2 separate regions of the Homo sapiens genome follow, and region 1 is linked to region 2. The links are chromatin loops, found by intact Hi-C in ENCODE. Cell type or tissue: MCF 10A. All regions are shown on one strand. Each heading gives the region's core, and the rest is flanking DNA. Links, peaks and the distances in the headings are about the cores only.

The links. A loop is a pair of places that touch in the nucleus more often than their neighbours do. Peaks named below come from ENCODE experiments on the same cell type or tissue, not always from the same donor. Only the 100,000 strongest peaks of a DNase experiment are listed, where the experiment ranks them.
Region 1: it touches region 2 in a loop (3.0-fold over the local background); 4 of 110 quality-filtered maps call a loop at or near these places.

What each region holds. Positions count from the first base shown.
Region 1 is chr9:137,516,663-137,522,136 of GRCh38, forward strand. It overlaps PNPLA7 (patatin like domain 7, lysophospholipase), which reads right to left. Exons shown (of 35, transcript NM_001098537.3): 10 at 4,974-5,054; 11 at 3,255-3,381. Among named protein-coding and RNA genes, the nearest start is that of PNPLA7, 31 kb to the right of the region's middle. In MCF 10A, for the core only: no CTCF peak of the experiment used is centred there; a DNase peak (open chromatin) is centred at 2,559.
Region 2 is chr9:137,442,773-137,448,015 of GRCh38, forward strand. It overlaps NSMF (NMDA receptor synaptonuclear signaling and neuronal migration factor), which reads right to left. Exons shown (of 16, transcript NM_001130969.3): 16 at 4,798-5,243. Among named protein-coding and RNA genes, the nearest start is that of ENTPD8, 4.0 kb to the left of the region's middle. In MCF 10A, for the core only: a CTCF peak has its summit at 2,666 (motif pointing left); a DNase peak (open chromatin) is centred at 2,699.

The sequences.
Region 1 (5,474 bases), core at 262-5,261, 74 kb after region 2:
AGTAAATGAGCTGGGCCTGGTGGCATGCGCCTGTGGACCAAGCTACTCAGGAGGCTGACGCAGGAGAATCCTTTCAGCCAGTGACATGGGGGTGGCAGTGAGCCAGTACCACACCACTGCACTCCAGACTGGGCAAAAGAGCAAAACCCTGTCTCAATAGTAATAATAATAATTATTATTATTATTATAAAAATAAAATGCATTTCTGGGAAAAAGCACATCAGCCAGAGCTGCGTTTAAAGGTGGCTGTGATCCTCATGGGGTCTCACAAGCACACATGAGTGCAGGAGTAACACCACTCTGCTCACTCCATCCTCACTCACTCAACTCTGTCCACTCCATCCCCCACTCACTCCACTCTGTCCACTCCATCCCCTGTCACTCACTCCACTCTGTCCACTCCATCCCACACTCACTCACTCCACTCTGTCCACTCCATCCCTCACTCACTCACTCCACTCTGTCCACTCCATCCCCACTCACTCACTCCACTCTGCTCACTCCATCCCCCACTCACTCACTCCACTCTGTCCACTCCATCCCCCGTCACTCACTCCACTCTGTCCACTCCATCCCTCACTCACTCACTCCACTCTGTCCACTCCATCCCTCACTCACTCACTCCACTCTGTCCACTCCATCCCACACTCACTCACTCCACTCTGTCCACTCCATCCCCCACTCACTCACTCCACTCTGTCCACTCCATCTCCCACTCACTCACTCCACTCTGTCCACTCCATCCCCCGTCACTCACTCCACTCTGTCCACTCCATCCCTCACTCACTCACTCCACTCTGTCCACTCCATCCCCCGTCACTCACTCCACTCTGTCCACTCCATCCCACACTCACTCACTCCACTCTGTCCACTCCATCCCACACTCACTCACTCCACTCTGTCCACTCCATCCCTCACTCACTCACTCCACTCTGTCCACTCCATCCCCCGTCACTCACTCCACTCTGTCCACTCCATCCCACACTCACTCACTCCACTCTGTCCACTCCATCCCTCACTCACTCACTCCACTCTGTCCACTCCATCCCCCACTCACTCACTCCACTCTATCCACTCCATCCCCCGTCACTCACTCCACTCTGTCCACTCCATCCCTCACTCACTCACTCCACTCTGTCCACTCCATCCCCCGTCACTCACTCCACTCTGTCCACTCCATCCCACACTCACTCACTCCACTCTATCCACTCCATCCCACACTCACTCACTCCACTCTGTCCACTCCATCCCCCGTCACTCACTCCACTCTGTCCACTCCATCCCCACTCACTCACTCCACTCTGCTCACTCCATCCCCCACTCACTCACTCCACTCTGCTCACTCCATCCCCCACTCACTCACTCGACTCTGTCCACTCCATCCCCCACTCACTCACTCCACTCTGTCCACTCCATCCCCCGTCACTCACTCCACTCTGTCCACTCCATCCCTCACTCACTCACTCCACTCTGTCCACTCCATCCCCCACTCACGCACTCACTCCACTCTGTCCACTCCATCCCCCACTCACTCACTCCACTCTGCTCACTCCATCCCCCACTCACTCACTCCACTCTGTCCACTCCATCCCTCATTCACTCACTCCACTCTGCTCACTCCATCCCCCACTCACTGACTCCACTCTGTCCACTCCATCCCCCACTCACTCACTCCACTCTGCTCACTCCATCCCCCACTCACTCATTCCACTCTGTCCACTCCATCCCTCACTCACTCACTCCACTCTGCTCACTCCATCCCCCACTCACTGACTCCACTCCATCCCCCACTCACTCACTCCACTCTGCTCACTCCATCCCCCACTCACTCCACTCTGTCCACTCCATCCCCCGTCACTCACTCCACTCTGCTCACTCCATCCCCCACTCACTCGCTCCACTCTGTCCACTCCATCCCCCACTCACTCACTCCACTCTGTCCACTCCATCCCCCACTCACTCACTCCACTCTGCTCACTCCATCCCCCACTCACTCATTCCACTCTGTCCACTCCATCCTCACTCACTCACTCCACTCTGCTCACTCCATCCCCCACTCACTCACTCCACTCTGTCCACTCCATCCCCCACTCACTCACTCCACTCTGTCCACTCCATCCCCCACTCACTCACTCCACTCTGTCCACTCCATCCCCCACTCACTCACTCCACTCTACTCACTCCATCCCCCACTCACTCACTTCACTCTACTCACTCCATCCTCACTCACTCACTCCACTCTGCTCACTCCATCCCCCACTCACTCACTCCACTCTGTCCACTCCATCCTCACTCACTCACTCCACCCTATCCACTCCATCCCCCACTCACTCACTCCACTCTGTCCACTCCATCCCCCACTCACTCCCTCCACTCTACTCACTCCATCCCACACTCACTCATTCCACTCTGTCCACTCCATCCCCCACTCACTCACTCCACTCTGCTCACTCCATTCTCTCCTCACTCTCATCAGCATTGCTTCATTTAATTTCACATACTTTTGTTAGTCACTTCAATTCTTTTGGGAACATGATGGGCTATAAATAACCAAGCGCGCACCTCATCTGTAGGGTGGCTGTTAACTCCATCACACAGATCGTCGTGGGGTGACTCATGCAGTGCACGCCGCACCCGACCGCTTCCTCCTCAGATTCAGGCCCCCCGGTTAGCACTCAGAACAGCGGGTGAGAGCCCATCGCGGGAGGCCCACTCCCCACCAGGCACCTGGCCCAGGCCAAGCACGCAGGGAGAATTCTGGGAACAACTGAAGAATGGAGGGTGAAGGGTCCTGGGCCTGTCTGAGGACATCCGGGCCTCATGTGAGGAGACGGGCACACGTAATGAGACCGTTGGAGGTTTGAGGACATCCAGCCCACATGTGAGGAGATGGGCACACCTGATGAGACCTGGGGAGGTCTGAGGACATCCAGCCCGCATGTGAGGAGATGGGGACACGTGAGGAGACCTGGGGGGCCATCTGATGAGACCTGGGGGGCATGTGAGGTGACCTGGGGCACGTGTGAGGGGACCTGAGGCACGTGAGGGGACCTGGGGTGCGTGTGAGTAGACCTGGGGGGCATGTGAGGTGACTTGTGGGACTTGTAGGGTGACCTGGGCCGTGTGAGGTGACCCGGGGATGTGTGTGGTGGCCTCAGGCATGTGCAAGATGACCTGGGGTGACCTGAGGCAGTGGGAGCAGGATCCCCCGGACTCTGGGGCTGGACATTGCCCTCCTTGGTGCAGGACAGTACCTGAGTCACAGGACTCCTGGAGCCGCGGTGGCTTTTTAAGCCGCTCTTCTTCGCCATAGAACACCTGCTTCTTGGCCTTCCCGGCAGCCACACTGGCTACAGACACGAGAGGGATGGCCTGGCTCTCCTGGGACACAAGAAGGAAGTTCAGTGCCACCCCAGGAACACCCCACACCCACTGACAGGTGTGGGCTCCTCAAAGGTGTGACAGGTGTGGGCTCCTCAAAGGTGTGACAGGTGTGGGCCCCTCAAAGGTGTGACAGGTGTGGGACTCTCAAAGGTGTGACAGGTGTGGGCCTCTCAAAGGTGTGACAGGTGTGGGCCTCTCAAGGCAAAGTTTAAGCTACATTTCAGGCAATGGAAAGAGGCCGATCATCAACCCAGAAATCCAGTTATTCAAGAAAAGGACTGGTCTGTTTAAGGCAACCAAGCTCAGCCTGCTTTTACCCTAGGCCCTGTCTCAAACACTTGATCAAGTCAACATACTGCCCCAAATTGTCAGAACCTTAATACTCTTCATTAAAACAAAAGATAATGTAGAAAACAAAAAGATATTCCCTTAATGTCAACAACTGAAGACGACAAGCCCTAAAATGTCATCAGAATTATGATTTCCAACTGAAATGCACATACTAAAGACTAATGCGTGCTGGGCCTTTACTAACCGAGCTCCACTTGCCCCATGACTAAAGAGAGCCCTCCGCATATCAGGCTACTGTTTTGGGCAGTGGGGATGGAGCAGGGCACGAAACCCTGGTCTCACTCAGTTCCCACGAGAGCTCGGCTAGGTGGGGACCGTCCCACGTCCCGGCCAAGTGCCTCCCAGGGTCACACCGCCAGGAGGAGGGAGAGCCGGGGTTGACAGCCTTGTGCCCTTGACAATGCGCTGTACCCTCCAAACGCGTCACAGTTCAGGGTCAGCTCCGCCCCACCCGGTTCAGATAGGAGGAGCTGTCAAGGGCAACACACAGGGAGTGCTGGCAACAGGGACCCCATGGGACGGGCATGGGGAGGGGCAGCCTCTGCTGGACGCGGACGTAGGGACCCCACGGGACGGGCATGGGGAGAGGCAGCCTCTGCTGGATTCGGCTGTAGGGACCCCATGGGACGGGCATGGGGAGGGGCAGCCTCTGCTGGACCGTGGCCATAGGGACCCCATGGGACGGGCATGGGGAGGGGCAGCCTCTGCTTGACATGGCTGTAGGGACCCCATGGGATGGGCATGGGGAGGGGCAGCCTCTCCTGGACAGGGCTGTCAGCTCAGTGTGCAGCCTGCAGGGCCAGAAAGGGAAGGAGCGTGTGTGTGGCTGCCGATGTCCTACAGAACACAGGTGACCAAAGGAAGACTCATCACAGAGTCCTGAATGGGAGCTGCAGAGGCACCAGGCGGCTGTTCACAACCGTGTGGGCCTCCAGAGGGACAACTCCATCATCGGAGAAGGAATTCCACCTTTCCCAAGTCCAACGGATCAGAGATTTTGGAACACAAGGCCCCAGGAGAATCAAGCCTCCAAACTGACTAGCAGGTGCTTTAAGGTAGGAGAATAAACACAGCACAACCAGCCCCTCCCAAAGTCCTAATGACCAGCAACTGGGAAGACCACAGCTGTTGCTGGCACTGCCCCACCAGGCACTGGGCGCCTGCCGTGCCAACCAATAGCTGTCCCGATGCCAGCTGCATGGAGCAGCATGGGGCTTTGTGAGGTGGTTTTCACTTACAGCGTTGAAGAGCTCTGTGGTCAGGCCGAGGTAGTTGTGCAGAGCCAGAAAGGTCACCCTCTGCAGCCGCACCATGATGATCTGCAAGAACACGCCAGCTGCGCGGTGACCACCGGCCTGGGGTACAGGGCGGGCCCCCGGCAGCACCACACAGAGCACTGAGAACCGTGCCCCAAACCCTGCAGATGCCACAGACCGAACCCTCTCAGGGTGAAAAACCCCGCAGACTTGACACCTCACCACGGTCAAGTAACACGTTCACATCACGGGGAATGGGACAAGGGGCACATGAAGACTGCATTGTTTTTGCAAGTTTTCTATAAATCTAAAGTTACTCCAAAGTGAGAAGTTTAATAAAAATGTAAAAATCTCTTTGGGGGTAGTGAGGGATCTTAAGACCTCTTTGAGATTGTGAACATTCATTTTTATTTTAAGATATATATTACAATTTTTTTTTGACATGGTGTCTCGCTATGCCGCCCAGGCTGGAGTGCAGTGGCA
Region 2 (5,243 bases), core at 1-5,000:
GGTCTCAAACTCCTGACCTTGTGATCCGCCCACCTCGGCCTCCCAAAGTGCTGGAATTACAGGCGTGAGCCACCGCGCCCAGCCAGCTGTCCTTGTTTTATTTTGTGGAAGGGATTTGAAGAATTTGTATTAAATTTCTTCTTTAAATATTTTGTATAATTTGGTGGTAAAACCATCTGAGCCAGTACTTTCCTTTTTAGAAAAGTTTTAAAGTACAAATTCAGTTTCTTTAATACTTAATAGGATTGTTCAAGTTGTCTATTTAATGAGTTTTGGTAGTTTGTGGCTTTCAAGGAATTGGTCCATTTCACCTAAGTTGCTAAATTTATGTGACTACAATTATTCATAGTACTTCCTGGTTATCCTTTTAATGTCTGTAGGGTCTGCAGTGCTAACCCTCCCATTCCTCATATTGGTAATTTTGTCCTCTGTGTCTCTCATCAGTGTTGCTAGCTAGAGGTTTATCCATTTTATTCATCATTTCAAAGAACCTGCTTTTTGTTTCATAATTTTTTCTTTTTGGTTTTTGAATTTTTAAATTTAATTTAATTTAATTTAATTTTTTTGAGACGGAGTCTCTCTCTGTTGCCCAGGCTGGAGTGCAGTGGCCGGATCTCAGCTCACTGCAAGCTCTGCCTCCCAGGTTCACGCCATTCTCCTGCCTCAGCCTCCTGAGTAGCTGGGACTACAGGCATGTGCCACCACGCCCAGCTAATTTTTTGTATTTTTAGTAGAGACAGGGTTTCACCGTGTTAGCCAGGATGGTCTCGATCTCCTGACCTCATGATCCGCCCACCTCGGCCTCCCAAAGTGCTGGGATTACAGGCGTGAGCCACCACGCCCGGCCGGTTTTTGAATTATTTTAATTCTGCTCTTACTTGTATTTCCTTTCTTCTGCTTGATTTGAGCTTATATTGCTCCTCCTTTTCTGGTTTCTTAATGCAGAAGGTTAGATTATTGACTTGAACCTTTCTTTTTTTCTAATGTAAGCATTTGTGCTATGAATTTCCCTCTTAAGCACTGTTTAGCTATCTCTCTCAATTTTTGATATGTTGTATTTTCATTTTATTCAGTTAAAACATATACATATATATAAATTTTTTTTTTTTGAGACGAAGTCTCACTCTGTTGCCCAGGCTGAAGTACAGTGGCACAACGTAGGCTCACGGCAACCTCTGCCTCCCAGGTTCAGGTGATTCTCCTGCCTCAGCCTCCCCAGTAGCTGGGATTACAGGCATGCGCCACCACACCCGGCTAATTTTTTTGTATTTTTAATAGAGACAGGGTTTCACCAGGTTGGCCAGGCTGGTCTCGAACTCCTGAACGCAGGTGATCCGCCCACCTCGGCCTCCCAAAATGCTGGGATTACAGGCGTGAGCCACCGGGCCCAGTGGCAGGATCATAGCTCACTGCAGCTGTGAACTCCCTGGCTCAAGCAATCCTCCCTCCTTAGCCTCCCAAGTAGCTGGGACCACAGGCATGCACCACTGTGCCCGGCTGATTTTTGTTTTTGTTTTTGTTTTTAGTAGAAACAGGGTTTCACCATGTTGCCCAAGCTTCTCTCAAACTTCTGTGCTCAAGTGATCCATCCGCCTCGGCCTCCCAATGTGCTAGGATGACAGGCGTGAGCCACTGGGCCCAGCCTTTGCTGAGACTTTCTCTTCTGACATTTTAAGTGCTCACGATGGCTCAGTTAGGCACCGCTATAATAGCTACTTTAAAGTCTTCAGGCCGGGCATGGTGGCTCACACCTGTCATCCCAGCACTTTGGGAGGCCAAGGCAGGAGGATCACTTGAGGCCAGGAGTTCAGGACCAGCCTGGTCATTCCAGAACCACCACTGGGGGGCATACGTGTGACTAGACCAGAGGGTGCCCCAAAATCTTGGAGAAAAACTGACCTTGGACCAATAGCCACTGAGGCTGAAACTAAAACAGCAATGTTCACCATAGGATAAAAGGAAGACTCCGAGTCTCATATTAAGTAAGATTCAAAACATTACAAACCAGGCCAGGCGTGGTGGCTCATGCCTGTCATCCCAGCACTTTGGGAGGCCAAGGCACGTGGATCACCTGAAGTCAGGAGTTCGAGACCAGCCTGGTCAACATGGTGAAACCCCTGTCTCTACTAAAAATACGAAAAATTAGCCAAGCGTGGTGGTGGGTGCCTGTAATCCCAGCTACTTGGGAGTCTGAAGCAGGAGAATTACTTGAACCCGGAAGGTGGAGGTTGCAGTCAGACGAGATTGTGCCACTGCACTCCAGCCTGGGCAACAGAAAGAGACTCTAAGAAAAAAAAAAAAATTACAAACCAGAATTCCTCCACACCCAAAGAACTGTGAGAATCCTGACCAGCAGGGAAGAGGCCATCAGCAGACACCAAGGTTGAGAAGGCGTTGAAATGACAGAAAGACTGACAAAATCTGTTTTTTAAAATTTTACTCATTTAAAAATTTTTTCTTGAGACAAGGTCTTGCTCTGTCACCCAGGATGGAGTGCAGTGGCGTAATCTTAACTCACTGTAGCCTTGAATTCTCGGGCTCAAGTGATCCTCCTGCCCCAGCGTCCCAAGCAGCTGACACCACAGGCACGCACCACCACCACACCCCATTAATTTTTTTTTTACTTTTTGTAGAGACAGATATTCGGGCGCCCCCAGTCTAGCCACACGTATGCCCCCCAGTGGTGGTTCTGGGAATGACCAAGGTTGGCTGCTGAAGTCAGTTGTCTGGGTGAGTCAGAGTGAGACACACAGACACACTCACAGGCACGCCTGAGGGTTGGGGGGCGTTGGGGGTGGTTTTTGGGTACTTCTCAGCTCCTGGGCTCCCCAGACCTCCCTTCCCAGCCCTCAGGCCAGAAAGCAGGGGTGACAGAGCGCACAGAGACGTGGGAGATTTGGCAGCGGGAGGGGAGCTGACCCGCCTGCCTGCAGGCACCAGGACAGGTGCAGGGAGCCATCGGGGCCATCTTGCCCCTTTCAGGGACAGGTTTTATGTTTGCTGTCTCCTGCCCCCACAGAGGCAATGCTAACAGCAAGGGTGTGACCGCCACAGCTCCCTCCACCATTCCGATCATGTCTACATTATTGATTCCTGCTCACGGGGGTTTTACCTTACAGACAGGAATCACACCTCTGCTTGCCCTTAGACACTCCTGCACCCTGGCGGGAGGTCTCCACACAGCCCCCAGACCACACCCCAGGTCTCAAGGGTGGCTGCTCTGCTGGGTGCACATCCGGCCACGGGGCCACCCGGGGGGCCACTTGGGGTTGTGTAGTGAGCGTGGAAGTGCAGACCTGGGGGTCTGCACTTGAGAGCAGGGCAGGCAGGTCGCTGGGGCAGGCGGGGGCCTCCCCCGTGCTGTTCCCAGCCTGCCAGGTAGTCACGAGAGTGCATCCAGGCAGGTGGCAGGAGACATTGCACATCGATGTGAAGCGTGACCCAGTCACTTGGAACAGCTGGACCTGTTGCATCTTCCTCCTTAGCAATAAGCCTCGTGAGCATCGGATCCTTCCAGAAAAGCCATTGTGCGATCGGGCCACACCCAGATTAGCGGGCACAGCACAGCGGGGCAGTAGACACCCTCAGAAAAGGTGCCAGGGGGCGGCTGGGGCTGGACGGGCTTGTGCACTCATCAGTCACACTACTTTTAAGAGCTGTTACCAGATTACCTTAAAAAAAAAAGCTGTAACAGGCTGAGGAGGCAGGAGGATTGCTCGAGGCCAGGAGTTTGAGACTAGCCTGGGCAACAGAGTGAGACCCTGTCTCTACAAAACATAAAAGAATTAGCCAGGCGTGGTGATGCCTGTAGTCCCAGCTACTCCGGAGGCTGAGCGGGTGGGAGAATCGCTTGAGCCCAGGAGGTCAAGACAGCGGTGAGCCCCAGCCTGCGCGACAGATCAAAACCCTCTCAAATTGAAAAGGGGGTTACCTCGTCGCTTTCATTGGCCTTTCCATGATTCCTGATGGGATGAGGACTTTCTTCATGGAATTACCAGCCAGTTTCCTGCTCTGCGAATGATTTCTCCACATCTCTGCTCACTTTTCCATATCGGTTTTTGTCATTTTCTTTAGCAACATATAAAAACTCTTTAAATATTAAGGACCTTAATCACTCCCATGTGTGGCAAATATTTCTTATTTCTTCCCCAACTATTTCTGGCTGCTGCTGTTTTTGTATTTCAAGGGAGGCGAGGGCGGGTGCAGCAAAGTAGCCGAGGTTGCCCTGGTCACCGGCCCCCCGCCCTGGCCCAGCCTGCCTCCACTTGGGGCCACCTCCTTCCCCGTTGGCACTTCTGCGTCTGCTCCTGTGGGGCCACCTCCTTCTATGTCTGCTCCTGGGCCTGCTGGCTTTGACGTGTCTTCCTCCTTTCACTTCCCCCGGTGGTCATGGCATGAGGAATGGAACCTCATGGACCATACATAAGGCCCCCCAGGCCTTACTCACTCCAGCAGACCCTACGGACCGGACTGTGTGGGACAGGCATGCGGCTGGCAGCAGCCCCAGGAGCCACCTGACGGGTTAGGACTGCAGGGTCCCTGTGGCTGTTCTGGGTCTCAGAGCTCAGGTGACGGACAGATGTGCCTTTGGAGCAGTGCAGTGTGTGGGCACGTGGCGACCTCGCATGCTGTCCTACTTTGAAGAGTGCCACCCTTGAGGCCTGCACGGCAGCGTCAGCAGATTCCAGGCGGTGGCGACTTGTCTCATCAACTTTGCAGAAAGGAGACTCGGATCCCCCATGATTTCACGATATGTCACTTTCAAATAGTAACTGAATAACACAGAGTCTACAGGCATTTGGTATTTACCTAAAACTTTATACACTCAAATTGGCACCAAAACCTGCCCCCTCCCGGGACCCCATCTAGAATGCCCTGGAAGAGCTGGAGGTGGCTGACGGCTGTGTGACCACCCCCAGCACACTGGGCCTCAAGCCTGCCAGGCTGTGCCAGGCTGCGCACCAGTGGCCCCCTGACCCTAGCCCAGCTGATACGTGCTGCTCTGTCCCCCAGCCACGGGGCAGGGAACCAGCTGGCAGCCAGCCTGGCTGTGCCCAGCAGCGGTCTGGGCCCTGAGGACACCTGAGGTTGAGAGAGTGGCCCCCATCTGTGGCCACACTGCTGACTGCACACACAGTGTGGCGTGAGGGACATACAGCCCTCTCCCTGGTGCCCTCAGGCGGCAGGGGGAACGGGCTGTCTCTGCTGTCCCCTCCAGACCCGGCGAGGCCCCCCTCCGAGAC